Regions from separate parts of the Homo sapiens genome. Here region 1 is linked to region 2. A link is an interaction called in ENCODE POLR2A ChIA-PET data of the cell type or tissue named here. Cell type or tissue: Caco-2. All regions are shown on one strand. Each heading gives the region's core, and the rest is flanking DNA. Links, peaks and the distances in the headings are about the cores only.

Region 1 (16,138 bases), core at 4,931-9,930, 250 kb after region 2:
TTCACCAAATGGAATATTTTACAGCACAGGAAATGGAAATTAGTAAACTACGTGTAGCAATATGGGTGAATCTTAGAATATAGTGAGTAGGAAAATGCAAGTTCTAGAAGGCTACAGACATCAAACTTCAAAATTAAAACTAAGAAATAGGTGACGTAGGCATACATATCTAGGTGATACAACTGAAAAATAAAGCAAAGGAAAGAAAAGCAAAAGGTTTAGTGTAATGATTACCCTTGGCAGAGGTGGTGAGAGCCAAGGCAGAGGGCCAGGATAGCACAGGAACATGCAGACATGCTGTTCATATTGTTCTAGATTTTGAGTTGGATGGTGCTATAGCTTGGATGTTCATCCCAACAAACCTCATGTTGAAATTTGATCCCAGTGTTGGAGGTGGGGCCTAATGGGAGGTGTTTTTGTTATAGGGGTGGATCCCTCATGAGTAGATTAATCTCCTCCTGGGGATGGGGTGAGCGAGCTCTTGCTCTATTAGTTCCCATGACAGCTGGTTGTTAAAAAGAGCCTGGCACCTGCCCTCTCTCTCTCTTTTGCTTCCTCTCTAGCCATGTAATCCCTGCACAAGCCAGCTTCCCTTTCCCTTCCCCTTCCACTATGAGTGGAAGTAGCCTGAGGCCCTCACCAGAAGCAGATGCTGGCTCCATGCTTCTTGTACAGCCTGCAGAACTGCAAGACAGATAAACCTCTTTTCTTTGTAAACTATCCAGTCTCAAACATTCCTTTATAGCAACACAAATGGACTAAAACAGATGGTGAAAAAAAATGAATGAATGCATGAATAAATGAACGAATGAGTAAAAAAGTGGGCCATATGCGAAACAATGTTGGCATTGAGTCATAACTAGGATTATGATTAATCCAATGCTGAATACCTAAAATCCAAAATACAAATTTTTTCATTTAAAGAAAATTCTGGTGATGAGTGAATATTTAGCACTGGATCCCCAAGTAGAAGTTCTAGAAACACAATCATTTTTTTTCTATGGGGGATAGGAATGCCTCTCTATAGCCCACTGTACTTAGAAATACTTTTGCCATACACTTTGCTGAGGAGAGGTGAATTCCAGTCCTGATGTAGGTATGCTGAAGAATGTGTATGTGTATATATACATATAGTATGTATGTCCTTGGAGCTGAATTTATAACTGGCACTGAACTATGATAAATAGTGCTTCTATAAACATTCTTACATATGTCTTTGTTTATGTATGTATACATTTCCTTTGGCTATATATCTAGTAGTAAAATTGCTGGATCACAGAGTATACAGTAGTAGTCCCTCCTTATCTGTGGAGGGTATGTTCCAAGACCCCCAGTGGATGCCTGAAACCATGGATAAAGCCAGCCCTATATATACTATATTTTTTCCTATACCTACATACCCATGGTATAGTTTAATTTATAAATTAGTCATAGTAAGAGATTAACTACAATTAATGAAAAAAAAGAACAATTATAACACTATACTGTAATAAAAATTATCTAAATGTAGTCTTTCTTTCTCAAAATATCTTATTGTATTGTGCCATACTCACCTGTTTTCAGACCTTGGCTGACCATGGGTAACTAAAATTGTGGAAAGTGAAACTGTGGAAAGCCAAACCCTTGGGTAAGGGGGGACTACGATGTGTATGTTCAACTTTGATAGATAATGCCAGTTTTCCAAAGTGGTCCTACCAATTTATACTCTCACCAGCAAGTTTGAGAGCTCCAGTTTCTCCACATCCTCACCAACACTTAGTATTATCAGTCATTCTAATTTTTACCATTGTAAAAATTAGGTGTGAGGTCATATCTTACTATGGTATTATTTTATGTTTCTTTGAAGATTAATGAGGTTGAGCATTTTTTGTATATTTATTGGCCACTTAGATTTTTTTCATGAAGTTTGAGTCTTTCTTATTTTCTATTGGATTATTTGTCTTATCCTTATTGAATTTTGATGTTCCTTTTAAATTATGCATATGAGTCTTTTTGGAGAATATACATATATTTTAAGATTGTCTTGGCTGTTTTTGGATCTTTGCATTTCCATTTAAATTTTAAAATACATTTTTATTTTTATCTATTAATAAAAACCACCCAAATGTTTATGAACAGGAGAGTGGATGAATAAATTGTGGTAAAGTCACACAAAGGAATATTACATAGCAGTAAAAATGAATGAAACTATGCAATGTAGCAATGTGAATGAATCTTAGCAAAATTTTATTAAGTCGGGGAAGAAAAGATTCAGAATATTACATGCAGCATAAGCCCTTTTTATAATGGTAAAAACAACTAAAATAAAAATGTTTACTTTTAAGGAATACATATAGATGAGTGAACACTATATTCAAAGGAAGTAAGGGAACAATGGACTTGTGGTTCAGGATGGTGGCTGCCTTGGGTGGGGGAAACAGGAGGCTGGGCAGGAGAATGGCCATGTAGCGAGATGAAAGTTTTTGCCAAGGTCCCAGTCTTCAGGTTGGATGGTAGATTCACAGGTGCTTATCAGATAGTGAAAAGTAGATACATACATAAATGAATAAATGACCCATGAGAAGCCATGTTATGCATCAAGAATTCTGAATAACCTGATTCAGTGCCACTGAGGTCCACTGAGAAGAAAAATCTGACCCTGAAAGATTGAATGAGGACACTGCTGTCAACCCCCTTGTTGTGGGGCCCCCAGTTTCCCCTCATGACACCTCCTGGGCTGAACAGGGTTGCCAATGTCAAGATGCATATTACATATATTAATATTAGGAAAACTGAATTTCTTTTAATTAGTTTTTAGAAAAATGAATGAAAATATATGTTGTCTTTTTTATCTCCTACACCCCAATGCATCTTGTGTATTCTTGAGTATATGCATGCCAATTTAGAGACCTGTGCCCTAAGTGAAGGACATTTTAGGTGGACTTAGTTTTAGACAGATCACCCTGTTGGCATGTGAAAGATGAACTGGAAGGGGCAGTAGACAAGACAGAAAGAGCCTTTAGGAGGCTGTTGATATACTCTTGCTGAGGCAGGAAGTGGGACTCAACTCTGGAAGCGGGGCTCAGACAGCAGACCAAACTGAGGATTAGCTAAAACAGGGCTGAGGCAAAAGCAGCTTTCCATAAGACACACCCCCAGTGTGCTATGTAGGTTTACCATTGCCATGGCAACACCTGGAGTTATTGCCCCTTTCCATGGCAACGACCCAATGACCCAAATGTTACTACCCCTTCCCTAGAAATTTCTGCATAAACTGCCTCTTAATCTACATGTAATTAAATAGGTATAAATATGACTGCAAAACTGCCCTGAGATGCTACTCTCTGCCTATGGGGTCACCCTGCTGTGCAGGAGCAGTCACGGAACTATAAAACTACCACAACTGTAACACTGCTTCAGTAAAGCTGTTTTCATCTACTGCAGCTTGCCCTTTAATTCTTTCCTGGGCAAAACCAAGAACCCTCCCTGTCTAAGCCCCATTAGGGGCTCACCTGCTCTGCATTACCACCAGGTAGACAAGAGCTAAGGGGTGGCCATGGGAAAGGGAAGGAAATAAGGAATTTGGGAGGTATTGAAGAGAAGGAATTTATAGGACTCAGTTTCCTTAATACTAGGACATCCAAGAGCTAAAATAATTATGTATTTACTCTTCTCAGCTTGTGACTGCCATTTCTCTTAGAGTCAGAATCTCTCTTTGCTCCAAACTCTTGGGTCTCTCACCCTCCTACAGAGTGTTGATACTTTCATATAGGTCCCAGGGCAATTACAACCTTACATCTGATCTCACTCACTGATGGACTAATTGGCAGTGCCCTCCCTGCTGACAGCCTTCGGACGTTGAAGGCAAATTAAGCAGCCCTTGATGGGTAGTAATGCTGCTGAAATCTGGAGGCTGGTGGCGTGGGGGTGGGGTTTGCATTTCAGGAAAGTGTGCTACAGCTGCCTCTCAGATCTTTGAGCTTGATCCATTCTGCTTTCCCTGACAGCAGCCCATCAATCACTCACCTTAGATACTTCCACAGGCTGACATAATTGAAAGCTTCAGCTGGATTCTGTAGTGGGCTTGGAGGATCCATGGTCCTAGAGGGTAATTTGGCAACAGGCAAGCCCACAGTTCTTAGAACTTCAGGGATAAAGACCACATCTTAGGCCAGGAAGACCAAAGGCTCAAAGGTCCCATGCTCCATCAGGGAACTCAAAGGCTTGCTTTGTTGGGACACCAAGCCAATCATGGCCTGCCCCTCTTTGAGCCTTAATTTACTTATCTGTAACATACAGGTGCAGACTTGAAACAAGTCTTAAAATGTAGGCACAAATGCTATTGGCAGGAAAGCAAGTTATATTACTGCTGGGGCAACTTGTTAGCACCACTTGGGAGTTATGTGACCCTGGGTGAGCTATGCACTGCTGGGAGCCCTGGCCTCAAAGAGAAGAGACTATATAAACAAGTATGTGTGACAATGTCTGTCACACAGCACACCCTCTCAGAACATCAGTTTTCTTCTTCACTGTTTGGTTGCCAAATGGAAGAGATGGGGGCCTGGACTGAATATGGGTGAGCTGCAGGATTACCACCCAAATGCTGGCTTCTGCATGCCTCTGTGGGCCTCTAGAGTGGTTTCTCTCTGGCTGGACCACTCTTCCCTGGCCTGGCCTGAAGTGGGGAAAGAGGTGGCTAAGAATGAGACTGAAGGACGTAAAGAAAGGTCTATACCTCTGAAGGCAGAAACTGTGGGCAAGTCACTTACTTCTCAAGCTTTAGGTTTCCCACATATAAAGTGAATTGGTCCTAGCTCATGGGCTGGGTGTGGAGGATGAAATGAGATCGTGTCCATTAGACTCCTGGAGCAGAGTACGTGATTCCCAAATGTCAGGTGACCTCCCTATCCACCTCTCCAGCCTTCCCCTTGGAATAGACTGTTGGGACACCCTGAATTTTTTTTTTTTAAGCGGTGATTCTCTGAATGTGGTTCTGGACACAGGGGCTCTGGGAAAATTCACCAAAACTCAATTCACAGAAAGTACATTCATCAATTTCATCTTGCCAAATGGTGATTTGGCTTCCAATCAATCAAACCTTGGCCAAGTTACTTTTGGCAAGTGAGCCTTCCTCCCAGAGGAATCCTCTAGGTGGACTGGGCTGATTGGAATGCAGGTTTAGTGAGATGCTCAGCTCAGGTGGCATGAAGGGCAGAAGCAGGCAGCAGCTTGCTTTCAGCATGATATTGCTGGACGCTGAGCCCTGCAGTTTGTGGCTGATGCCAGAGCTGTCTTGTCCTTTTCCCACTTCTCTTTCTGCTGCATTTGTGGCCATTAACACAAAGGAGTTCTTCACTGAGAGGAGGGAGGCTGCTGAAGTGGAAATGGAGCCAGGGTGGGGTGGAGCCGGGTGGAGGGCTGGCACACCAAGCCCAAGGAAAGAATCACTGCTTGATATTCTTGATGTTTCTTCCTCTTTGCCCAGACTTCCTGGGACTCTCTCTCTTCTTCTCCTTTAGCTTCTGTTTTCCTTGCAGAACATAAGGGGTCAGAAAGCAGGTAGAGTGAGAGGGCAAAGGGAAGGAGGGAGGAGACGGTAGGATAGAAGCCCTGGTTCATGAAGACACATGAACCCTGAACTTCCATATGGATGAAGATTCTTTGATTGCAAGCAAAGGAAACAAACTGGTTAATTCTCCTAAAGGAAGCTCCCAGTATGGAAGGGAGAAATGGGATGGGGGACAGGCAAGAACCAAGGCTGCATCCAGGGGCCCAGAAGCAGCTACCACATAGTGGTGGCCAATTAGGATGAGCCTGGTCAAGATGCAGCTGCAGCTGATTGTTTTCAGTCTCTGTGCCTATGCTCAAGATTCAAATTCCAGAAAGGGGCATCCTATGGCATCGCTTGCATTAGTCAACCTTTCATTGTCTGGAAAAGGGAGAGGTTCTAGTTACTTATCCCCCAGGCTGTACCCAATGGAGAAGACGTAGTTCCAGTGGAGGAAACTGAATTGCTGAAGAGAAAATAGAGGGTAAGAAACCAGAAAATAATAAATCATGGCAAACAGGTATACAGTGTTGAGAATGTGCCAGTCTCTGAGCTAAGAGCATTACATCTATTAACTCCTTTAATCAGCCTATGTAGGCAATGAGGATATTGTTACCCCATTAGACAGATAAGGAAACTGAGATCCAGAAAAGTTAAATAATTATCCTAGGTCATAGAGCTAGTAAGTGGCGGTGCTGGGTTTTGAGTCAAAGTCTCATTCCTAATGCCTGTGCAATACTGTCCACTTCACTACTGCCCACTTGAAAAGCAAGCTTGGGAAAATCAAGGACCTTAGTGGTCCTAAAGAAGGCTAGTTTGCTCAGGGTTTCCGATAATAGAAGAAAACTAGAGAAAGCTGGTGGTTCCATTTTTCAGGTCTCCCTATCTCCAAGGCCCCTCTACTGACTCCCATCTGAGTGAGGATGTCTGCGCCTGTGCTCAAGGGCAGGTGCCCCTGCTGAGGAGGCTGGGAGATGCTGGGGGAGGTCAACATGAGCTGCACTTAACAAGCAAAGGAAAGGAGAGGCGTTACACAGATTTAAGATTTAACAAAAGGAGAATTAAATTGACATTTTATTGACTTGCAGTGGGAGTTGTTAAAGACAGATTACTGCAGCAAGGGTTGAGTTTGATTGAAAGGACGGGAGAGAACTCAGCTTCCAAAAGCATCAAACTTGAAGGCCAGTAATACCCCAAGGGGCAAGGTGAGCACATAAATTTGAACTCATACAAGAATACTTTCCAGCACATGCACTCATACCACACATCACAAATAGCTCCCAGAAGCCAGGCCCAGAGACACCAGGTGAAATGAGGGGGTAAGAGCACAGTGTTCTAGATTTGACTCTTATCAACGTCCCGTCCCCACCCCAACCCGATGTCTGGCCCCACTGGGAGCTTCAGAGATGGAATTTCTCATACTTTAATGGAGAAATAGTGTCTTGAGGAAACACCCTTTTGCTTCCAGGAAGAAAATGATCCCATTTCAAAGCTGTCTCTTCAGGGACTCCCTGCATGCTTAGTGGCTCGCAGAGATGCAGCACTTGCTGGGAGGCCAGCAGCGGTCTGCAAAGGCCTTCTCGGGAGAGCCTAGCCCCGTGCGATTTGTCTTGGTGCAGGCGTGGGTGTGGGCGACACCCAGGGAACCTGGGAAAGGAAGAACAGAGATATGTGGAGAGGGGGCAAAGGGCAGGGATGAGACCAGATTACAAGGAGCAGGCTGGCTTAGATTGTCCTTGGAGATAGCACCACTCTGGTCTCTTGTTTCACACAGGTGTTCAAATGAGGGTCTGGATTCTAGGGTGGCTGATGATGATTCTTGTCTCAGGAAGCTTTTCCTCTGTGGGGGTGAGAGGTGACAAGCGTGCTAGCAGCCCTCGCTCTCGGCGCCTCCTCGGCCTCGGCGTCCACTCTGGCGGCGCTTGAGGAGCCCTTCAGCTCACCACTGCACCGTGGAAGCCTCTCGCTGGGCCGGAGCCGGCTCCCTCTGCTTGCGGGGAGGTGTGGAGGGAGAGGCGCGGGCGGCAACCGGGGCTGCGCGCGGCGCTCGCGGGCCAGCTTGAGTTCCGGGTAGGTGCGGGCTCGGCGGGCCCCGCACTCGGAGGGGCCGGCCGGCGCTGCCGGCCCCGGGCAGTGAGGGACTTAGCACCCAGGCCAGCAGCTGCGGAGGGTGCGCCGGGTCCCCCAGCAGTGCCGGCCGGCCGGCGCCTCGCTCGAATTCTCGCCGGGCCTCAGCTGCCTCCCGCGGGGCAGGGCTCGGGATCTGCAGCCCGCCATGTCCGAGTCTCCCCCCGCGCCTTGGGCTCCTGCGCGGCCAGAGCCTTCCCGACGAGCGCTGCCCCGTGCTCCGCGGCGCCCGGTCCCATCGACCGCCCAAGGGCTGAGGAGTGCAGGTGCACAGCTCGGGACTGGCAGGCAGCTCCGCCCTGGCCCTGGTGCGGGATCCACCAGGCGAAGCCAGCTGGGCTCCTGAGTTGGGTGGGGACTTGGAGAACTTTTATGTCTAGCTGGAGGATTGTATATGCACTAATCAGCACTGTGTATCTAGCTAATCTGGTGGGGACTTGGAGAACCTTTATGTCTAGCTAAAGGATTGTAAATACACCAATCAGCACTCTGTGTCTAGCTCAAGGTTTGTAAACACACCAATCAGTGCTGTGTCTAGTTAATCTAGTGGGGACTTGGAGAACTTTTACTTCTAGCTAGAGGGTTGTAAATGCACCAATCAGCACTCTGTGTCGAGCTCAGGGATTGTAAATGCACCAATCAGCATCCTGTCAAAACAGACCAATCAGCTCTCTGTAAAACGGACCAATCAGCTCTCTGTAAAATGGACCAATCAGCAGGATGTGGGTGGGGCCAGATAAGGGAATAAACGCACAATGGCAACCTGCTTGGGGCCTCTTGCACACGGTGGAAGCTTTGTTTTTTAGCTCTTTGTAGTAAATCTTGCTGCTGCTCGTTGTTTGGGTCCACAGTGTCTTTATGAGCTGTAACACTCACTGCGAAGGTCTGCAGCTTCACTCCTGAGGCCAGCAAGACCACGAACCCACGGGGAGGAATGAACAACTCCCCACGGGAGGAACGAACAACTCCCCACACCTTAAAAGCTGTAACACTCACCGGGAAGATCTGCAGCTTCACTCTTGAAGCCAGTGAGACCACGAACCCACCAGAAGAAACTTCGAATACGTCCGAACGTCAGAAGGAACAAACTCCAGACACACCATCTTTAGGAACTGTAACACTCACGGTGAGGGTCCGTGGCTTCATTCTTGAAGTCAGTGAGACCAAGAACCCACCAATTCTGGACACAGGCATCTCTGTGTATCTCTTGTGTGATACACTCCCTGCCCCTCTTGCTACACCTATGAAGGGCTGAGTCAGTGTTTGAATACCCCCTTCGCTTCTGCTCCTGCAGTGTTGAGAATGTGCTAGACTGTATGCTAAGTGAATTACATCTATCAACTCTTTTAATAGCTGTAGCTCCTGCCATTGGTGTCACATCTCTGAGAATCCTTCTGGTGGCTCCCTTCCCCTCCTTAGCCCCGGCCCCCCAGGCAGCAGCTGCATCCTAATCACAGGCATCCATAGAAGAGCTGTGACTCCAAATCTACAACCCTTCCCTCCCAGTTATCCTGTTGTCTTCCTGGGGGAGATCTGGTGCAGATAAGGGCATTAATTATGTCCTTATCTGCATTATTAAAAGTGACTTCTCAGATTCCTCCCAGACATCTATTATAGTGTACTGCTGGGAGTGGCGGGGAGTGGCATTAAACATCCCTCTTACCTGTTCCTTTTCCTCCCTCTTTCCTACCAAGAGAACCGAGTTCTTCTCTTAGCTCTCAGGGCTTCTGCTGCACAGTGCACCTTCCACCCGCTCTTCACTCCACTGTCCCAGGTTTTGCATCAATTGAGCACAAGGGAAAAAGGAGCCTCTGGCTTAGCAAAAAAGATTTGAAGGTGACCTTCACTGAGCCCTGAAAGAGATAACAATCTCTCTGCAAGCAACAAGGCTGACTCTTCTGGATACTAAAATAGCAACTGTGGAGTAAACCTTCCCTCTGTTTCCCTCTCTTTTTCTTCAGGACAACACAAAGAAATTCTAGGGGTGAACTGGGAAATCACAGTATCTTTTAACAGCCTGAAAGCCTGAAAAGAAAGTTCCTGTGTGTGCATTTGCAGCTCATCAGTACAGAAAAGCTAATTATCTCAGTACTGTTGCTGCCTTCTTGCATCCAGCATACTCTGTCCTCACCATTATGATCTTATTGGTCCTATCAGCAACGCTGAGTCATGGAGGGCCCAGCAATGGTGCACCCCATTTTAGATAGGAGAGAAACAAGGTCCACGGAAGGAAGGTTATCCAGGGATAGAGTGGTCAGAGTCAGAGATGAATGTCTGTATCCTACCAATTTCACCCTAAGTGAAATCCTAAGGGTTTTTTCACTAAATTTCCACAGGGAATGGAATGAGTTCTCTGGGCTTGATTGCTGGACCATGGACACATTGATATAGGGATTGCTATTTTACAGCAATCTTATCAGCTCTTGTTGGACCCTACTCTGTTCCTCTTCTCCTGATGCCAGGCCCAGAGATGTTGTGCAGTGACTATCATAGCATCCAGCAGGTAGTTGTAAAGGTAGGAAGAGATGGAATGGGGAAGGAGTGATGCCTGTTGCATTTGGGGAGGGGAGGGAAGACTGCAGTTGTCACGATTGGAGTTACCAGGGATTTGGAACATGCATTTATATATGATGGCAAATGGGAAAGAAGAATCTGGCACATGAGATGACACATATATGTCCTTTTGAAGAAATAAAGTAAGAGGTGAGCCCAGGAAGATAATGGCCCAGCATTGAGGTCATATGGGGGCCCCCTCAACCCAGAAGACCCTCTGCAGCAATAATGAGAACTGATGGGTGGCAGTATTCAGGATCACGGAATAGAGAAGAATGCGTGCATAACTTACCTATGTGGAAAAGCTGATGGAAAGAGACCATGATCGGGTTCTAGGAGCATAAACTGTTAAAATTAGAAGGAGACTTCGAAGTCATCCAGATGAGAAAACTGAACTCAGTGACATGCCCAAAATGAACACTGCCACTAAGCAGCAGAATGGAACTAGAATTTAGTTCTAGTTTCCCCTCTCCAGATGTCACGGGCATCACTCCTTCCCCACTGCATCTGTTCCTACCTTGATAACTAGGTTCCTTCCAATACAGGGCTCTGTTCGGCATCCCCACTGATTAGGCTCAGGTCATTTGGCCAAATAAACATTTCTCTGTGATAAGAAATTAAGGCACCATTGTATTAAGAGCAGCTGAGTTTACATTCTTCTGTTGCCTGGAGAGTGCATGCTTGAGGCTGGTAAAGCCCTAGCAGTATCCTGAAGACTGTATTTGTGCCAAACCCCTTCCAGTAGATCTAAAATATGGCTGTTCAGAAGGGATAATAGTGAGGTTAAATGGGATAACAGGATAGATCAGCGTGGAAAATGTGGAAATCTATCCTTTAAAATTCCTTATAGATACTGACTTCCAGCAACAGCCACAATAGAGTAACTGGGATCGAATTTATGCTCTCACTTTAAACAACTAAACCATCAAAACAAAATGCATGAAACAATAGTTTACAGACAGCAGATAGCACAGGAATATGAGCTCTAAGAAAAAGAAAACAAAAGAGGCGAGTCCTAGGATTGTACCAGCTTAATCCTGGAGGCAGTTTCTAAGCCACAGTGTGAGGTGAGGGTGAGGGGAGAAAAATGTGGCTTGTTAATCTTGTTCAGTTGAGAAGACAGTATCAGACTTTGGGGAGAACAAGGTAACTTGAATTTGCAGGGCAGAGTATGGACTTGCCCAGAGAGCGATCTCTAGCGATCTGTAGCAATGTCTTCTTGAAGCTTGGGCTAAGTACTGATAAGCACATGCATGAAAGGAAACTCACCACGGCGGGTGAAAACCCAGCAGAAAGCAGTAGACTAAACAATTGCTAGAGCTCACAGAAGGGTGGGAATAATTCATATTCCCACCAGCTAGAGTGGAAAGAGCTCCTGATAAATAAGGCATGGGGTGGAATCCTCAGAAGAGCATTCCTCAGTAGTAGAGCCAAAACAACCCTAGACTGATAGTTGTTCTGGACCTGCCCTAACAAAGTTTCAAAGCAAGCCTCAAAAATATTCAACGGACTTTGAGTAACTTAACTGTGTATGAGAGCACATGCAATACATATATAACTATAAGGCATTGGAAGAAGCAAGAAAATAAGATGAACAACTGAGGGAAAAATCAATTTGTAGAAATAGACTCCGACATTACAAAGATGATGGAATTAGCAGACAAATATATCAAAAGAATTATAAAAATGATCTGTATATCCAAGAAAGAACATATGAATAGGAGGAGAGATGTAGAAGATATAAAAAAAGGTCAAGTGAAACTTTTAGAGATGAAAAACACAACAACTGAAGTGAAAAAATACACTGGGTGGAATTGACAGTGGATAAGATGCTACAGAAGTGAATATCAGTGAACTTAAAGTAATAGCATAGGCTGGGCATGGTGGCTCAGGCCTGTAATCCCAACACTTTGGGAGGCCGAGGTGGGCGGATCACCTGAGGTCAGGAGTTTAAGACCTGCCTGACCAACATGGTGAAACCCTGTCTCTCCAAAAATACAAAAATTAGCCATGGTGGTGGCATGCGCCTGTAATCCCAGCTACCCAGGAGGGTGAAGCAGGAGAATCGCTGGAACCTGGGAAGCAGAGGTTGCAGTAAGCCGAGATCATGCCACTGAACTCCAGCCTGGGCGACAGAGCAAGACTCCATCTCAAAACAAACAAACAAACAAACAAACAAACAAATAATTCAAAATTAGGCACAGGAGAAAAAGACTTAAAAAAAGAAACAGAATTGTGCGTGACTAGTGGTATAATAGTAAGTGGCCTATTGCATGTAATTGTAATTACAGAAGGAGAGGAGAAAAGGGTAGGACAGAAAAATATTTCCAGAAATAACTGCCAAAAATTTTCTAAATTTGATGAAAATTCTGAACCTATAGATCCAACAATATCAACAATACCAAAGTTGAAAAAGCATAAAGAAAATTACATCAAGGCACATGATAATCAAATTGTTTTTATTTTATTTTATTTTGTTTTATTTTATTCTTATTATACTTTAAGTTTTAGGGTACATGTGCACAATGTGCAGGTTAGTTACATATGTATACATGTGCCATGCTGGTGTGCTGCACCCATGAACTCATCATTTTTAGCATTAGGTATATCTCCAAAAGCTATCCCTCTCCCCTCCCCCCACCCCACAGCAGTCCCCAGAGTGTGATGTTCCCCTTCCTGTGTCCATGTGTTCTCGTTGTTCATTTCCCACCTATGAGTGAGAATATGTGGTGTTTGGTTTTTTGTTCTTGCGATAGTTTACTGAGAATGATGATTTCCAATTTCATCCATGTTCCTACAAAGGACATGAACTCATCATTTTTTATGGCTGCATAGTATTCCATGGTGTATATGTGCCACATTTTCTTAATCCAGTCTATCATTTTTGGACATTTGGGTTGGTTCCAAGTCTTTGCTATTGTGAATAGTGCCGCAATAAATATACGTGTGCATGTGTCTTTATAGCAGCATGATTTATAGTCCTTTGGGTATATACCCAGTAATGGGATGGCTGGGTCAAATGGTATTTCTAGTTCTAGATCCCTGAGGAATCGCCACACTGACTTCCACAATGGTAGAACTAGTTTACAGTCCCACCAACAGTGTAAAAGTGTTCCTATTTCTCCACATCCTCTCCAGCACCGTTGTTTCCTGACTTTTTAATGATTGCCATTCTAACTGGCATGAGATGGTATCTCATTGTGGTTTTGATTTGCGTTTCTCTGATGGCCAGTGATGGTGAGCATTTTTTCATGTGTTTTTTGGCTGCATAAATGTTTTCTTCACAGAATTGGAAAAAACTACTTTAAAGTTCATATGGAACCAAAAAAGAGCCCGCATTGCCAAGTCAATCCTAAGCCAAAAGAACAAAGCTGGAGGCATCATGCTACCTGACTTCAAACTATACTACAAGGCTACAGTAACCAAAGCAGCATGGTACTGGTACCAAAACAGAGATATAGATCAATGGAACAGAACAGAGCCCTCAGAAATAATGCTGCATATCTGTAACTATCTGATCTTTGACAAACCTGAGAAAAACAAGCAATGGGGAAAGGATTCCCTATTTAATAAATGGTGCTGGGAAAACTGGCTAGCCATATGTAGAAAGCTGAAACTGGATCCCTTCCTTATACCTTATATAAAAATTAATTCAAGATGAATTAAAGACTTAAATATTAGACCTAAAACCATAAAAACCCTAGAAGAAAACCTAGGCATTATCATTCAGGACATAGGCATGGGCAAGGACTTCATGTCTAAAACACCAAAAGCAATGGCAACAAAAGCCAGAATTGACAAATGGGATCTAATTAAACTAAAGAGCTTCTGCACAGCAAAAGAAACTACCATTAGGGTGAACAGGCAACCTACAAAATGGGAGAAAATTTTCACAACCTACTCATCTGACAAAGGGCTAATATCCAGAATCTACAATGAACTCAAACAAATTTACAAGAAAAAAACAAACAACCCCATCAAAAAGTGGACGAAGGATATAATCAAATTGTTAAAAGCCAGAGATAATCAGGAAATTGTGAAAGTAGCCAAAAACATGCTCTGTACAAAGTGGCAAAGATAAAATTATAGCAGACTTCTTGTCATAAACTAAGCAAACCAGAAGATAACGGAGCAACATTTTAAGGTATGATAGAAAAAAAAAAAAAGGCAATTCTCCATCTAGAATTCTATCCCTAGCAAAAAATATATTTTATTTATTTATGTATTCGTTTTCCCCAGATACATCAGATAAGAGCAAAAGACTTCATATTGCTCATTAGTTCTTTTTTTTTTTGAAACAGAGTCTCATTCTCATTAGTGTTAGAAATATCTTTTAAAATGAAGATGAAATGAAAACTTTTCGAGACAAACAAAAGGTGAGTGAATATATCACAGCAGACCAGAACTGGAAAAAAAAAGTAAGTTCTTTAGGTAGAAGAAATATGAGAACAGATGAAAGTTTAGATCTATGCAGAGGAATGAAGAGTTCTCCAAGTACTAAATATATGGATGGATATAAAACAAATTCTTTCTCATTTTTAAATGCATGACTTAATAATTAATTGTTTTACATAAAAATAATAGCAATGTAACTTACGGTTTATTGGGTGAAATAAATGTATGACAACAGCAAAAAAGATACTAGGAAGAAATAGAAATATACTACTGTAAGATTCTTACACTATATGTGAGAAGATATTATATTGTTGGAAGGCAGATTGGGATAACTTAACAGACCCCAAAGTAATCACTAAAAAAATGAAACAGAGTGTAGCTAATATTGGAGATAAAATGGTGTCCTAAAAATACAGTAAGAAAAAATGGAAAAACAAGGAAAAATGAAAATATGAGATAAATAGAAAACAAATAAGGCTGGGTGTGGTGGCTCAAGCCTGTAATCCCAGCACTTTGGGAGGCCAAGGTGGATGGATCACGAGGTCAGGAGATCGAGACCATCCTGGCTAACACGGTGAAACCGCGTCTCTACTAAAAATACAAAAAATTAGCCGGGCATGGTGGCGGGAGCCTGTAGTCCCAGCTACTCGGGAGGCTGAGGCAGGAGAATAGCGTGAACCCGGGAGGCGGAGCTTGCAGTGAGCCGAGATCGCACCACTGCACTCTAGCCTGGGCGACAGTGCGAGACGCCATCTCAAAAAAAAAAAAAAAAGAAAGAAAGAAAACAAATAATAAGATGGTAGATTTAAATTTAATCATACAAATGATTACATTAAATGTAAATTGTCTAAACATTCAAAATAAAAGAATTGTCAGATAGGATATAAAAAGGCAAAACCCACTACATATTACCTGTAAGAAACCCACTTCAAATACAAAGACAAAGATAGGCTAAAAGTAAAAGTATGGAAAAAATATGCTATGCTAATGCTGAGACAAAGAAAGCTTATGTGGCTTTATTAATATAAGACAAATCAGACTTCAGGATAAGAAAAATTACCATAGATAAAGAAGGGCATTATATAATGATAAAAGGGGTCAAGTCACCAAGCGGACATAAAATTTCTTAATGCATATATACCTAAACATAAAGGTTCAGAATAAACAAAGCAAAACAGATAGAACTGAAAGAAGAAATAGAAAAACCCACAATTACAGTTGGAGACTTCAATAGTCCTCTCTCGAAAAATTTATTGAACAATTCTACAAAAAAAATCTGCAAGTATCTAGAGGTCATAAGCACTATTAGCAAACTTGATCTCATTAATATTTATAAAACATTTTATCCAACAAGAGCAGACTGCATATTCTTTTCAAGTGCAAGAAATAATGTGCAAGGCCTTCACACTGAAAAATATAAAACATTGCTGAAAGAGACTAAGAAAGACTTAAATAAATGGAGATATGTATTATGTTCATGGATCAGAATCCTTAAAACTGATTAATAAGACAAATACCATGATAAAAAATGGGCAA
Region 2 (16,138 bases), core at 5,309-10,308:
CAGGAGAGGTACAGGATGAGCTTGCAACCCCCTCAGAATCAGGTGGCTATTGTGGAGCAGCCCCTCCAGGATCCCAGCACAGGTTCCGTCCCTGCCAGTTTACGGGAAAGGTGGCCAGGTGTCAGCGGTCAGGCATTTCTACTCCACGTAACACCCACCTGCTGTGTATTTTCTATTAAGGATTTTCAAAAAAAACAAGGGAATTATTTGAGACGCATAAAGTTACATTGTGTGGATTTACTAAGCAATTAAAGCAAATGCTGTGAGTAATTGCAGATGTGCTGTCCAGGTATTGTTCTAGTTTTAACTACTGATCCCTTCTCCCTAAAGAACAGGCCCTGGTCCTTTAGACAGAGCTGCCTGGGCTGATAGCTCTGCCCTAAGTGCGCGATGATTCCTTCATTCATTTGTACATTTGGTTACTGATGTAACAAGTATTCATTAAATCCGCAGCACGTGCCTGGCACTGTGCTACATACTGGGGACAAAAAAGATGAACAAACACATCCTGCCCTCCAGGGTCCTGACTACAGCTAAGAGGCCACATCAAGATAAATGCAACAAGCCTGCATCAGGGGGCTTCACCTGAGCCAAGGCTGTTGTCCCCAAAGCGTCTGACATGGGGGCCTTTAAGAGTTAGTGTTTCAGGAATACACACACCGGTCTTTTCAGACTCATCTGTGTGAAACTCACATTCTGATGCTCTGAGATTCTGATGCAATCGGTCTATGAAGCTCCCGGAAGCCAGGTGTGTAGCCCCTTTTCTAGAACATGACTGGGATAGGAGAGTGGAGACAGGGCAGGGGATTTCAAGGCGACAGGCTGGTGCTGCCTGGGGAAGAGGGGCTCTTAGAGCAGCCAGGCACCTCTGCTGATTGGCCTGGACCTAGGAGGCCAGGGCCCCATGCTCTGTGCTGTGGGCTCCCACCAGGTAGCAGCGGCCCCCACAGAGAGAGTGCGGCCTGCCAGTGGCAGCTTCGCTGTCTGGCACAAAGTAAGTGAGGGTTTAATGACATTGCCATGATGTCTTTCTTTTCTTGGGTTCCTGCTGCCTGCACCTGGCTGAAATACAGCGGGGTGGGCTGAGGCTTCTGTGTTCTCTTGGAGTTGATGGTCACAGCTCCTTGATCTGACTGGCCTGGCTTGACTGGATCACAGAAAAAGCTGCTTATTCACCTAAACAGGCCAATGTCACCAGCAAGACTGACTTGGGATACAAAGCAACTCTGTATCTATGGCTTATTTCCAAAAGGATGTTCTATAAACATTAACTCTATGTAATTTATAATATTAATAATATAATTAATATCACAATATTGTATATAATATATAATCAATATAATCATAATACAATATTATAAAATTAATATAATGTTATAATAGAATTAATAGTTACACTATCATATAATACAATTAATATTTATAATATAGTTAATTTTTATAATATTAATTTATGAAAATTTCAAATGCAGAGAGGGAAAAAATGAGAAGACAAGAGAAAAATGAGAGATTGATGGTCAACTTAGGATATATTGGTAAAACATAATTTAAGTTGTAAAAATAAACAGTTTTTTGAAGTAGCTACCCAGATGTTTTGATAAAATGACTTTTCAAGAGGTGGGGGTTGCATTCAGCATTTCCCAGGTACATTTGGTCATGGAGTCCTTCCTGGGAACCGCCTCTCCACACTACAGTTTGGGGAATATCAGTTTGGGAAACATTTCTCTATGGTTTTACCTTCTTCTTCTCCACCAGCATCTGACGCAGAGAGAATAAATCAGTAATACTTCAAGCCCTGCTGACATTCTCCACAAGGGTGTTACCACCCGAAGGGGATGAAATTGGCTCCTGAAGAGCAAAAAAATCTTTTTTTCTTTCTTTTTTTTTTTCCTTAGAGACAGGGTCTTGCTCTGTTGCCCAGTCTGGAGTACAGTGGTCTCGCTACGACCTCAAATTCGTGGGCTCAAGTGATCCTCCCACCTTAACCTCCCAAGTGGCTGAGACTACAGGTGCAGGCCAACATGCCTAGCTAACTTTAAAAACTTTTTGTAGAGACGGGGTCTTGCTATGTTGCCCAGGCTGGTTTCAAACTCCTGGCTTCAAGCAGTCCTCCTGCCTCAACCTCCCAAAGTGTTGGGATTACAGGTGTGAGCCACTGTGCCCAGCCCAAATTCTTATTTTTTAAATGTATAAAGCACAGATATACATTCAGTCCACAAACTGATATGTGGTATATCTGTAGCATTAACGTTGCATAAATGAGGGAGCGTTAGGAGAAAAAATGTCTATAAAGGCTCCACAGGAGGGTGATTGCAAAAAGAAGAGAAAAGGGTGAGAAATGCTGACATAGACGCATTTCAGTTGGTCAGTTGGTGAAATGGAGTTTGGTGAGGCTCTGCCGCTGTGCACGTTGGGGTGAGTTGTTTACCTCTCTGAGCTTCAGGTTTCTAACCTGGGAAATGAAGCCTTTTGCCACCTCATAAGACTGTGGTGAGCTTTAATGAGACAAGAACAATGCCTGACAAACAGGAGGTGTTTGGAAAATGGAGGCTGCAGATAGACCTTTAAGCCTGAAACTTTGCTGTCTGCTCGCAGTAAGTTGTAGCACAGTCAGCTAACATACCGCCACTTTGGGCTCGTCCACCTTTAAGGCTGTAGACCGACAGATAAAGGCAAAGGGAGCTTGGTATAGGCAGGCTGAAGGAAAAGGACCTGAGAAACTACTATTTTACAGCTTACAAAGTAAACCAGGAAAGCAACTTAGCCTGGGGGGATCACCTGCTTGGTGCTAAGCTGCTCCTGGACACCAGGGTCCCAGACCTGGAATCAGACACTTCATCCTTGAGGCCCACCCTCCATGCACCCTGATATCAGAGGCTGGGATGGACACTGAGGCGGGTGGGATAGGCCAAGGCAGGAAATGTCTGCTGGACCTAAAAATAGTGTGGGAGGGAACAGGAAACAGAAACTTTGGGCCAACATGGAAATGCTTTCTGAATTGTCAGGAAATCAGGACTAGAGATGCAGGGGCAGCCACCACCCTACAGCAAAACTGCAACACCCCGTGAGCTCTCTACGTGGAAAGAACTGGAGAGAATCAGAGTTGGGTGGGCTGGGGAGGGGGGTTCCAACTGAGAAACACTAGGCTCACCTTTGTGTAGTTCCTAACATAGCACTTTTGTGCCCTGTTGATCCTATTTATTTATTTATTTATGAGACGGAGTCTCGCTCTGTTGTCCAGGCTAGAGTGCAGTGGCATGATCTCGGCTCACTGCAAGCTCTGCCTCCCATGTTCACGCCATTCTCCTGCCTCTCAGCTTCCTGAGTAGCTAGGACTATAGGCGTCCGCCACCATGCCAGGCTAATTTTTTTTGTATTTTTAGTAGAGACGGTGTTTCACCGTGTTAGCCAGGATGGTCTCGATTTCCTGTTCAGCCACCTCAGCCTCCCAAAGTGCTGGGATTACAGGTATGAGCCACCGTGCCCGGCCATATTTTTTTATTTTTGAGATGGAGTCTTGCTCTGTCACCCAGGCTGGAGGGCAGTGGCACGATTTTGACTCACTACAACCTCTGCCTCCAGGGTTCAAGTGATTCTCCTGCCTCAGCCTCCTGAGTAACTGGGATTTCAGCTCATGCTACCATGCCAGGCTAATTTTTTGGATTTTTAGTAGAGATGGGGTTTCACCATGTTGGCCAGGCTGGTCTCAAACTCCTGACCTCAAAGTGCTGGGATTACAGGCGTGAACCACCGCATCTGGCCCCTGTTGATCTTTAATTGCATGTAGATGTCATTCCTTATTGGGGTGACCAACAGTCCTGGTTTGTCCAGGACTGAGTAGGTTCTTGGAACTTTTTTTTTTTTTTTGAGACAGAGTCTCACTCTCTTGCCCAGGCTGAAGTACAGTGGTTCAATCTTGGCTCACTGCAACCTTCACCTCCGAGGTTCAAGTGATTCTCCCACCTCAGCCTCCCGAGTAGCTGGGACTATAGGCGGGCACCCCCATGGCTAATTTTTGTATTTTTAGTAGAGATGGGTTGTCACCATGTTGGCCAGGCTGGTCTTGAACTCCTGACCTCGGGTGATCCACCTGCCTCAGCATCTGAAAGTGCTGTGATTACAGGCGTGAGCCACCATGCCTGGCAACTTTGAGTTTTAAAAGTGGGGGGAGTACTAGCAAACTGACAAGTTGTTTACTCTTTCTTTACACAGAATGCTCAAGTGTCTTAAAGCATTAGTGCAGTGGGTTCGATCTTGCCTGCACAGAGAATCACCTGGGCAGTTATTAAAAATCCCCCAGCCCCAGGCTGCACTCCAGACCAGTTGAATTAGTCTCTGGGGTGGGACCCAGGTGTCTGTGTTTCTTTTCTTTTCTTTTTTTTTTTTTGAGATGGAGTTTCACTCTTGTTGCCTAGGCTGGAGTAAAATGGCACGATCCCAGCTCACTGCTCACTGCAACCTCTGCCTCCTAGGTTCAAGCGATTCTCCTGCCTCAGCCTCCCAAGTAGCTGGGATTACAGGCTCATTGCCACCATGCCTGGCTAATTTTTGTATTTTTAGTAGAGACAGGGTTTCGTCATGTTGGCCAGGCTGGTCTTGAACTCCTGACCTCAGGAGATCCACCCTCCTCAGCCTCCCAAAGTGCTGGGATTACAGGTGTCAGCCAGCGCACCCAGCTTATCTGTGTTTCTTAAAGCTCTCCAAGTGGGCAGTTCCTGTGTGCAGCCAAGGTTGAGAACAGGGGCTTCAGCATGGATGAAAACATCACCTGGGGCTTGTTTCCTGGCCTCATGACCAAAGAGTCTCACTCAGTGGTCTGCAGTGGAGGCTGGGGATACCACTTAAAAATAAGTTTTGCAGGCTGGGTGCTGTGGCTCACGCCCCTAATCCTAGCACTTTGGGAGGCTGAGGTGGGTGGATTGCCTGAGGTCAGGAGTTCGAGACCAGCCTGGGCAACATGGTGAAATCCTGTCTCTACTAAAATACAAAAACTTAGCCGGGCATAGCAGCGTGGGCCTGTAGTCCCAGCTACTTAGGAGGCTGAGGCAGGAGGATCGCTTGAACCTAGGAGGCGGAGGTTGCAGTGAGTCGAGATCGTGCCACTGCACTCCAGCCAGGGTGATGGAGCAAGACTCCATCTCCGAAAAAAAAAAAAAAAAAAGTTTTGCAAGGGTTCCCCTGGGCACACTTTGAGAAACACTGACCTAGAGTTTTATTCCCTATAGATCTTCTAGATTTGAACAGAAAGGGATGTTTTGATCAATCCAATTAAAACATTTATTAGGCCAGGCATGGTGGCTCATGATGGTAATCCCAGGGTTTTGGAAGCCTGAGGTGGGAGGATCGCTTGAGGGGAGGAGTTGGTGACCAGCCCGAGAAACATAGCAAGACTCTGTCTCTATGATTTTTTAATTTTTTTTTAAATCAGTCAGCTGTGGTGTTGTGTACCTGTTGTCTCAACTGGGAGGCTGAGGTGGAAGGATCACATAAGCCTAATAGTTTAAATGAAACCAGCCTGGGCGATATAGCCAGAGCGTGTCTCTCCAAAAAAAAAAAAAAAAAAAAATTAAACACACAGTGAAGGACTGCTGAAGGGGGTTACAAAGATGACTCAATCAAGGTTGCTATTCTTTTTTTTTTGAGACAGGATCTCACTCTGTCATCCAGGGTGAAGTGTAGTGGTGTGATCATGGCTCACTGCAGCCTTGATCTTCCAGGTTCAAACCATTCTCCCACCTCAGCCTCCCAAGTAGCTGGGACCATAGGTGTGTGCCACTATGCCCTGCTAATTTTTTTTTTTAATGTTTTGTAGAGATGCGGTCTCACTATGTTGCCCAGGTTGATCTTGAATTGCTGACCTCAAGTGATCCTCCCCACCTGACCTCCCAAAGTGCTGAGATTACAGGCATGAGCCACTGCTCCTGGCCCAAGTTTGCTATTCTAAATTCAATTCACTTTATTTGTTTTAAAAATTATTTTTTTTAAAATAGAGATGGGGGTCTTGCTATGTTGGCCAGGTTGGTCTTGAACTCTTGGCCTTTAACAATCCTCTTGCCTCAGCCTTCCAAAGTGCTAAGAATACAGGCATGAGCCACCATGCCTGTCCCACAATTTACTTTTAAGGAGCAAGGCAGGTACACATCAGGACAGCTGGTAACGAGAGTCACCCCTGGAGGCAAACCTAGTATTGAACAGATAAAAAGGCACTGGGTTGAGAGAACTCCTGGGTCATCATCACACCCCTAATATTAATGAGTTATGCATGCGATCCTAGGAAAATGATCCCCCTTTCCTTGTCCTCATCTTTTTCTGCAAATTGCAAGGCTTGGAAGACCTGACTTCTAAGGCCTCATCTTGTCTGACACTTTGGGATTCTGAAGCTGGCCACCATGTCTTCTCGAGTGTGAACCCCGAAAAACTGAGACAGGTCTCAGCTAATTTAGAAAGTTTATTTTGCCAAAGTTGAGGATGCACTCCTGTGACACAGCCTCAGGAGGTCCTGATGACATGTGGCCAAGGTGGTCAGAGCACAGTTTGGTTTTATACATTCTGGGGAGACATGAGACAGCAGTCAACATATGCAAGATGAACATTGGTTTGGTCTGGAAAAGCAGGACAACTAGAAGCAAAGGCGGGAGGCTCGAAGCAGGGAGGGGGCTTCCAGGTCATGGGTAGATAAGAAACAAATGGTTGCATTCTTTTGAGTTTCTTTCTTTCTTTCTTTTTTCTTTAATCTTTCAAGCTTTTATTTAAATGCCATGATCCAGGATGGATTTTTAGATCTTGTTGAAAGCAGCCACATCCATGGACTGCACATAGTCCTCAAAAGCAGTGATCTGCTCCTCCAGCATATCTGTTCCAACTTTATCATCTTCAACTACACACTGTATTTGAAGTTTCTTAATTCCGTATCCCACTGGAACTAGTTTAGATGAGCCCCAGACTAAGCCGTCTGCTTGAATGCTTCTGACACACTCCTCTAATTTCGCCATATCTGTCTCATCATCCCAAGGTTTCACATCTAGTAAGATGGAAGACTTGGCAACAAGTGCAGGTTTTTTGGCTTTCTTTGATTCATATTGTGCAAGATGTTCTTCCCTTAGCCTCTTTGCTTCTTCACTTTCCTCCTCATAATCGGATCCAAAGAGATCAATGTCATCATCATCTTTACTGTCTGTAGCTCCACTTCCTGTAGTGTCTTCCACATCGGCAGGACCATACTTGCTCAAAGCTTTCTTCACTCCTGGCAGGCCGGCCTTTTCCTTTTCGTAAGACTTGATGTGATTATACCAACGTAGGGCATGACACAAGTCGGCAGGTGGTGGGCCGGACACGGCTTCAAATACTGCCACATCTGCTTGTGATGGCACCATACCCCTTGATGTAGCTCTTGTCCGCCAGGTAATCGTTGAGCACCTGGAGGCCGGTGGGGCTTTTCAGGTCTCCGAAACCCATGGTGTCGGCTGTATCCGAGAGCTGGGGAGCAGCAGAAAGAGCTCTTTTGAGTTTCTGATTAGCCTCTCCAAAGGACGCAGGCACATATGCATTCATCTCAGTGAGCAGAGGGGTGACTTTGAATAGAATGGCAGGCAGGTTGGCCCTAAGCAGTTTCCAGCTTGACTTGTCCCTTTAGCTTAGTGATTAGGGGGCCCCAAGATTTATTTTTCCTTTCATATGAGAGAGCAAGTATGTAGGGCTCTGGGCAAGCAATCCCCATGCTGTGGACAAACTACTTGTATTTTACAAATAAGTGGCAATGCTTTGGCTAAGAAGAGAACACATTCGCTTGGGGAGAGAGAGGTAAAGTCACAGGGTCCCATGTGGAGAATGATGAGGGGGAGAACCTAGGGATTCCAGAATTGAGTTGACAGCAGCATTTGTTGCAGGTAGGAGAGGGAGAGAATGGGGGCTTGCTACACACACATTAGTCTGCTAAGGCTGCCATAATACAGTGCCACAAGCTGGGTGGCTTAACAAAAAGAAACTTATTTGGAGGCTTTCTAGGTCTGAGGTCAAGGTGTAGGTAGAGCCACGCTCCCTCTGAAGGCACCAGGGAGAGATCTGTTTCAGATCTTCCTCCTAGCGTCTGCTAGTTCTTGGTTTGTGGAAGGATAACTCCAAATTTTGCATGTTCTCCCTTTGTTTAAATTTCTCCTTTTTATAAGTCATATTGGATTAGGGGCCCACTCTACTCTAGTATGACTCATCTCGTCTAGTTCCATTTGCAATGACCTGCCTTCCAAATAAGGCTACATTCTGAAGTACTGGGGGTTAGAACTTCAACACATACATTTTGGGGGAAAATAAATAACTCAACCTGTAACAGTGGCGATGCACTACAGCTGCCGCTAAACAGGGCTCAATTTCTAAAGAAGGTTCAGAGATTCACAATGGCGGTGCATCCAAATATGCAATTTATTACTGGAGCAGAATATAGTATAGCTGCAATATCAAAGTAGGAGTGTCATCACAGCCAAAGGCTATGCCTCCCAGCAGGGGGTCTGGAGAGGCCAAGTCCAAGGTGTTTTTTTTTTGTTTTTTTTTTTTGAGGCAGGATCTCGCTTTGCTGCCCAGGTTGGGGTGCAGTGGCACGGACACAGCTCACTGCAACCTCGATGTAATTCTCCTCTCAGCCTCTTAGGTAGCTGGGATCACAGTTATGCACCACCATGCCTGGCTAATTTTTGTATTTTTTTGTAGAGACAGGATTTTGCCATGTTGCCCAGGCTGGTCTCAAATTCCAGGGCTCAAGCTATCTTCCCACCTCGGCCTCCCAAAGCGCTGGGACTGCAGGTGTGAACCACCACACTGGGCCTTTGTGGTGGTTATTTACATATTAAATGTCACTTTATAGTTCAGAGGTCTCTTGAGGAATCGGCATGCTGTGTTGTGTGTGTGTGTGTATGTGTGACTTAAGAGCAAAATTTTAGTTGTGGGGGCCCGGAGTTCTGGAATTTTTGCATTGGTTACACTTTTTGTTATGTGTGAAGCTGAGACCTTGCATGGTTAAGAAGTCGAAAAGACTACCAAATGAGGACTGGGTCCCAGCTGGGTCCTTTATTAACCATCTGACCCTAGCAAATTGTTTCTTTGTGCCTCAATTTCTTTTTTTCTTTTCTTTTTTTTTTTTTTGAGACGCAGTCTCGCTCTGTCGCCCAGGCTGGAGTGCAGTGGTGCAATCTTGGCTCACTGCAAGCTCCACCTCCTGGGTTCACGCCATTCTCCTGCCTCAGCCTCCTGAGTAGCTGGGACTACAGGCGCCCGCCACCATGCCCAGCTAATTTTTTTTGTATTTTTAATAGAGATGGGGTTTCACTGTGTTAGCCAGGATGGGCTCGATCTCCTGACCTTGTGATCCGCCCGCCTCTGCCTCCCAAAGTGCTGGGATTACAGGCATGAGCCACCGCGCCTGGCGTGCCTCAATTTCTTCTGTACAAGAAGAGATCATATTGCCTACTTTCCAGAAGTAAATGCAACAGTGTATGTGAAAGTCCTTTTTGACCTACGAAGTTCTGTGTAAGGGCAGGGTACTAGTCCTGCTGTAATTCTTCAGCCTTAACATTGTTTCCATGGGAAAGCTCAATCTGCTTTATGACAATTGGATTTATAACGTAGTTTCCAGGAATGCATTTGTCTCAAAGCAGTCTTTGGCCAAGAGCAACATAACCTGACCTAAGGATAAAATGCACTGTGGCAAAAGGCAGGAACTGCCCATGCAGGTTTTAACAACAAATGAAAAAGAAAAACTTTTACAAGCCATAATACTCATCTTGCCTCACCTTGTCCATCTATAGTTAAGTCCTTATATTAGTTAGGGTTCTCCAGAGAAACAGAAAAAAAGAGGGTGTATTCTCATGCTGCTATAAAGAACTACCTGAGACTGGATAATTTATTTAAAAAGAAGTTTAATTGATTTACAGTCCCAAAGGCTTAACAGGAAGCATGGCTAGGAGGCCTCAGGAAACTTACAATCATGGCGGAAGTCAAAGGGGAAGCAAGCACATCTTTACCATGGCAGAGCAGGAGACAGAGAGGTGGGGGAAAGTGCTACACTTTTAAACCATCAGATCTCATGAGCACTCACTCACTATCATGAGAACATCATGGGAAAAATCCACCCCCATGATCCAATCACCTCCCACCACGTCCCTCCCCTGACATGTGGGGATTACAATTGGAGAAGAGATTTGGGTGGCGACACAGAGCCAAACCATATCAGAGGGTCTCTCTCTCTTAAGGATTTGACTCAGGCAATTGTGGAAACTGGTAAATTCAAAATCTTTGGGATAGACCAGCAGGCTGCTGACCCAGGGAGGAGCTGCAGTTTGAATCCTAAGGCAGCCTGAATGACACCTTTGTCCATGTCACTGATCTTTCTGGCAGGGAACCACCTGCCATGTGGCCGGTGGGATGAAGGAGCAGGCTGACCAAGATGAATCCTCCCCATGTACTGCCATGTTGACTGCTCAGGATGTGGTCCAGAGGTGCAAGGAGCTGGGCATCACTGCCCTACACATCAAGCTCCTGGCCACAGGAGGAAATAGGACCAAGACCCCTGGACCTGGGGTGCGGTTGGTCCCCCGAGCCCTTGCCTGCTCAGGTATGAAGAGCCGGTAGATTGAGGACATCACCCCCAGCTCCTCCAACAGTATCTTCAGGAAGGAGGGTTGCTGTGGTCACTGTCTGTGAACAGGACTCCTCAAATTGTTTGCTGTTCATAAATTGCCTTTGTGTAAACTAAAAACCAAACAAAACCAAACAAACAAAGCCAGTCTTTTGGCAGAATTCCCTCTTGGTCGGGGTAGGTCAGTCTTCGCTCTACTCAGGCCTTCAAACTGATTGGCTGTCTTGCCCAATGTTGCAGAGGGTAATCCACTGTACTCAGCGCCTACTGATTTAGACGTTTGTCTCATCTAGAAAATATATCCACAGAAACATCTAGAATAATATGTTTCATGAAATATCTGGGTGCAATGGCCCAGCCAAGTTGACACATAAAATTCACCATCCCGGCCACCGTCTGTGTCCCTCTCTAATGCCCTTCTTGTCATCTCCTCCTCCCCAGGGGCATAGCAACCATCCTGATGTTGGAGTATTTCCTTCTTGCTCATGTTTCTATGATTACTACACAGGTTTGTATATCAGTATGGCAGGTAAAGTGGAAGTTTCAGCTGAGGCACCCAGACAACAGATGAGATGTGAGGTCCCATTGGAGGATTTATGAAGGAAGACCAGCTGAAGAATCCTTAACCCTCATCCACCATGAGAGTATAAATGAGTCAGAGATTCGAGATTTGAGGAGGATTTATGGCATCAGCTCCTGTTAGTGAGCTCCAAGGTGCATGCTCTCCGAAGGGGAGAGGTCAGAGGGGTCTGCCTCCCACCTCAAGCCTGGATGAGCATCCCCTGCACTTTAGGCTGTTCAGGGGATTAGTGCCGGACTCTCACTTGAGAAATCTAAAGGGTGGTGATATGATTTGGCTGTGTCCCTCCTCAACTCTCATCTCAAATTGTAATCCAAATGACAATCCCCATATATTGAGGGAGGGACCTGGTGGGAGGTGGTTGGATCATGGGGGCTGTTTTCCCCATGCTGTTCTTGTGATAGTGAGTGTGTTCTCATGAGATCTGGTTGTTTGATAAATGTCTGGTTCTTCCTCCTCCTCTCTCTCTCGCTGACCTCCATGTAAGACATGCCTTGCTTCCCCTTCATCTTCTGCCATGATTGTAAGTTTCCTGAGGCCTCTCCAGCCATGCAGAACCGTGAGTCAATTAAACTTCTTTTTTTTTTTTGAGATGGAGTTTCACTCTTGTTGCCCAGGCTGGAGTGCAACGGTGCGATCTCAGCTCACCGCAACCTCTGCCTCCTGTGTTCAAGCAATTCTCCTGCCTCAGCCTCCCAAGTAGCTGGGATTACAGGAATCCACCACCAACCTGGCTAATTTTGTATTTTTAGTAGAGATGGGTTTCTCCATGTTGGTTAGGCTGGTCGTGAACTCCCGACTTCAGGTGATCTGCCTGCCTTGGCCTCCCAAAGTGCTGGGATTACAGGCGTGAGCCACATTGCCCAGCAATTAAACTTCTTTTGTTTAATTGTTTAATTGTTTAATTGTTTAATTACCCAGTCTCAGGTAGTATCTTTATGGATTAATGCAGGTGGTCACTGGCTGACCAGGTACTTTAAAGATGGAACTAAGGTAGATGGCTTCACTGGGGGGCTCCCTGTACTCCCATAGTTTGCTGTAGTGAAGAACATGAGATCAGTTGTGCCTGAAGTGCAAGAGAACTGCATAGGATCTTCTAGAGCCCACAGAGAAGATGGCCTGGGGAGAGGGATAAAGAGACTTCTGCAGATAGAAGCTGGGGACATTCCCGATTCTCAGGGCTGTGGAGGGAGTCAGTGACCAGCTGGATAAGACATGCACTGGCCATTATCAGGAGACTGGGAGCTCTAAAGATCCCTGAAGACCCTGAAAACTCATGGCAGCATCCATGAGAGTCACCTTTAACCATTTCCTAGGCTACAGAGGATGATGCCTGTATTGGTCAAGCGAGAACTTCCTGCCCCTTTTCCTTCCTCTCCCTTCTCTGACCTGGAAGGGTCAGAAACTAGGGTTGGCAAGGTGGGGGAGGAGTCAGCCTCTTTCTTCACTGGATGGCTCCTCTGTAGCTGGCCTGAGCTGCATGTTTTGTAAGCATTCCCTCCCCTCCTGTGGCAGAGTGCGCTTCCCCACCCCATTCATATTGGGCTTGGCCACGTGACTTGCCAGAGGGCTGTGGGCTGTTGTCACATGAATAGAGGCTTGCGATGCCCTTGCACTGGAGACTTTCCTCTTGTGCTTCTGCCACCATCAAGAGAACATTTCCCAGGTAGACCAGGGTTCCTAAAGAATAAGACACCTGGAGCTTCTTCTTTTTTTTTTTGGAGATGGAGTTTCGCTCTTGTTGCCCAGGCTGGAGTGCAGTGGTGCATCCCAGGTCATTGCAACCTCCACCTCCTGGGTTCAAGCAATTCTCCTGCCTCAGCCTCTGAGTAGCTTGGATTACAGGCATCCGCCACCACATCAGGCTAATTTTGTATTTTTAGTAGAGACGGGGTTTCTCCATGTTGTTCAGGCTGGTCTCAAATTCCTGACCTCAGGTGATCCGCCTGCCTCGGCCTCCCAAAGTGCTAGGATTACAGGTGTGAGCCATCATGCCTGGCCAACACCTGGAGCCTCTTCTAATGGAGCTCATGCTTAGTGCTGAGCCAGCCCATGTCAGTGCAGCCACTCCACTGACCCTCAGACTTGCCAGCTAGAAATGGAAGCTTATTTCTGTGGGTCATTGAGCTTTGGGCTGGTTGATTATGTAGCATAATTATGACAATAATTGACTGATAAAAGGAGTAATCAAAGTAAAAAGTTATGATGATTACACTAAGACATTATTTATTAACTGGAGGACATTGTTTATTGGATAGAACTGCCTAAATTTCTCTGGGGTGAAGGAAGAACATGCCTAACTAATTAAATTTAAAGGAACATCAATAGAGAACAATAAAGTTGCTTTATGATTATATCCATGAGCCCTTCTTGTTCAATTCAACAGTTACATGTACTTCTATGAGCACTATGTTATAATGCTGTATATATTTACAAATTTACACAAATAACATCATGCTGTATTCTACAAATTGCCCTTTCCACTCAATGTTATATTTTTGAGATTTATCCAGGTTGATGCTTGTAGTTCTAGTTTTTCATTTAAATTGTTAAAAATATTTCATTGTGGGCCAGGGGTGGTGGCTCATACCTGTAATCCCAGCATTTTGGGAGGCCAAGGTGGGTGGATCTCTTGAGGCCAGGAGTTCGAGACCAGCCTGGACAACATGGTGAAACCCCATCTCTACTAAAATATGAAAATTTTCTGGGCGTGGTGGCACGTGCCTATAATCCCAGCTACTTGGGAAGCTGAGGCAGGAGAATCACTTGAACCTGGGAGGCAGCAGAGGTTGCAGTGAGCTGAGATCACGCCACCACACTCCAGCCTGGGCAACAGAGTGAGACTCCCTCTCAAAAAAAAATTTCATTATGCAAATATACCACAATTTAAAAAATCCACTCTCTCAATGATGGACACTTGAGTTGTCCCCACTCCGTGTTTTGCTATTACAAAATATGTATCAAGAGCCATGCTTGTAGTTGAGTTTTCCTGGTCATATGTATGTGAGTCTCTCAAGGGTATATATCTAAAGCTGAATGGCAATCATTTGTGCTGTTTACCATGTGCCAAATTTCCATTTTTCCTCTTGCTGTACACAAGACAGAATTGTACTCCCTGTCCCTTTGATGTTAGACCTAGCTAAGTGACATCTTTGGCCAATGAGATATAAGTGCGGGTGGTAAATGTCACTCACAGGTGGAAGCTGTTAGGATCTAATATGCGATTCTCCCTTTCCTTCCTACTGCCACAATCCCAGACTTAAGCGATCCTCCTATCCCAGCCTCCCAAGTAGCTGAGACCACAGGTGTGCACCACTATGCCTGACTAATTTTTTTTTTTTTATTATTTCTTGTAGACCCAGGGTCTCCCTATGTTGCCAAGGCTGGTCTCGAACTCCTAGGCTCAAGCAATACTCCTGCCTTGGCCTCCCAAAGTGCTGGGATTAACTCCTCTGGCTGGCGAGGCTGTATCCTCCTCCTTCTGGTGGGTAGAACAGCATGGAGCTCTGCTTCTAGCTAACCCATGATGGATATGTAGCATGAGGAAGAAATCTACCTTGATTTTAGCTCCTGAGATTTAGTTTATCTTGTTCAGTCAGCATAACCTTCCATTCTGTCTGAAACATAAATCAGTATCTGCAGAGCAGCACTCCTTCAGCAAAACACTTGTTCATGGTGCTGGCTTAGGTGCTGCATGATGTGCAGTGAGAAAACACACAGAAGGGTGGAGAAATGGTCACCCACATTATGCAGCAGAGAAACATTATGTACAACAGCACTTGTAGGAATTTGAGAGGCAGATAATTTACCTAATGAACTTGTAGATTTAGGGAAAGAGTCTGGAAAGCAGAATTTTGTTGTTGTTGTTTTGAGACAAGGTCTCATGCTGTCATCCAGGCTGGAGTGCAGTGGTACAGTCACAGCTCACTGCAGCCTTGACTTCCCGGGCTTAAGTGATCCTCCTGCCTTAGCCTCCCAAGTAGCTGGGACCACAGGCGCATGATACCACACCAGGCTAATTTTTGTATTTTTTGTAAAGACAGGGTTTCACCCTGTTGCTTAGGCTGGTCTAGAACTCCTGGGCTCAAGCAATCCTCCCGCCTTGGCCTTCCAAAGTGCTGGGACTACAGGCATAAGCCACTGCACCTATTCAGCAGAATGTTCTGTGTTACTTACTCTTGACAACGCTTGGCAAGGTATTACAAGAAAGAGATGAGTTCAGGAAAGAGTTGGCCAATGTAAACCCCTTTTAGGGCTGGAAAAAGCAAATGCTTCTTATCTCCAAACAGTCAAAGATAAAATTGAGACAGACAAAGAATGATGAAAATTCAGTTTTGTAAGCAAGGATTAAATCACAGCCATGGATGTTACACCCATTTAAAAAATCTCTGGATGTATTAAGGCATCTTTTAGTAATGTTCCCTGTTCTAGCAATTAGACAAAATGTAACAGGGAAAAAGATTAATGGTGTGGACCAAAATACCTTCAATTAAATCTAGAGTGGCATGGGAGAAAGAAAGTAAAGAAATACAGTTAACAGGAGATTTATTTATAAAGGAAGCTTGACCCCTGGCATTGCCTGGAATCAAATGATAAGAAACTGAGAGTTTTGAGAAAATTACACATGCTGCCAAAGAACCATTGGCCTCATCTAGACTTCATTTGAATCTTAAAACAACTTTCAACTTTTGGGTCCTCCGGAAAATGTGCTTAGGAGGATGCTCTGCCCATAAGGAAGGCATATCTTCTGGGTTTCCCTGCAATTTTGGCCAAAGATGGTGGAAAAGGGATATCTCTTGAAGGGTAAGCTCAGGCCTGCAGAGAATGTTCCAGGAGATGGAGTCAAGACCTAATCAAGAATACACTTTATCCCTGGGGAAGAATGCTCTGAGATTTCAGAATTGCTGTAACCCATTATTCTCTTTTCTGAATGG

Evidence for each region. ChIA-PET counts read pairs that join two places held together with the same protein. Peaks named below come from ENCODE experiments on the same cell type or tissue, not always from the same donor. Only the 100,000 strongest peaks of a DNase experiment are listed, where the experiment ranks them.
Region 1: POLR2A ChIA-PET joins it to region 2 with 5 read pairs; 2 of 35 experiments call an interaction of 5 or more read pairs at or near these places.

Annotation. Positions count from the first base shown.
Region 1 is chr7:131,901,792-131,917,929 of GRCh38, forward strand. It overlaps LOC101928782 (a long non-coding RNA gene), which reads left to right and starts at 8,429. Exons shown (of 6, transcript NR_110836.1): 1 at 8,429-8,780. In Caco-2, for the core only: no CTCF peak of the experiment used is centred there; no DNase peak of the experiment used is centred there; H3K4me3 peaks cover 331 bases.
Region 2 is chr7:131,655,170-131,671,307 of GRCh38, forward strand. It overlaps the pseudogene EEF1B2P6 and the pseudogene RPS14P10. Among named protein-coding and RNA genes, the nearest start is that of PODXL, 110 kb to the left of the region's middle. RefSeq lists an enhancer at 911-1,462. In Caco-2, for the core only: no CTCF peak of the experiment used is centred there; no DNase peak of the experiment used is centred there.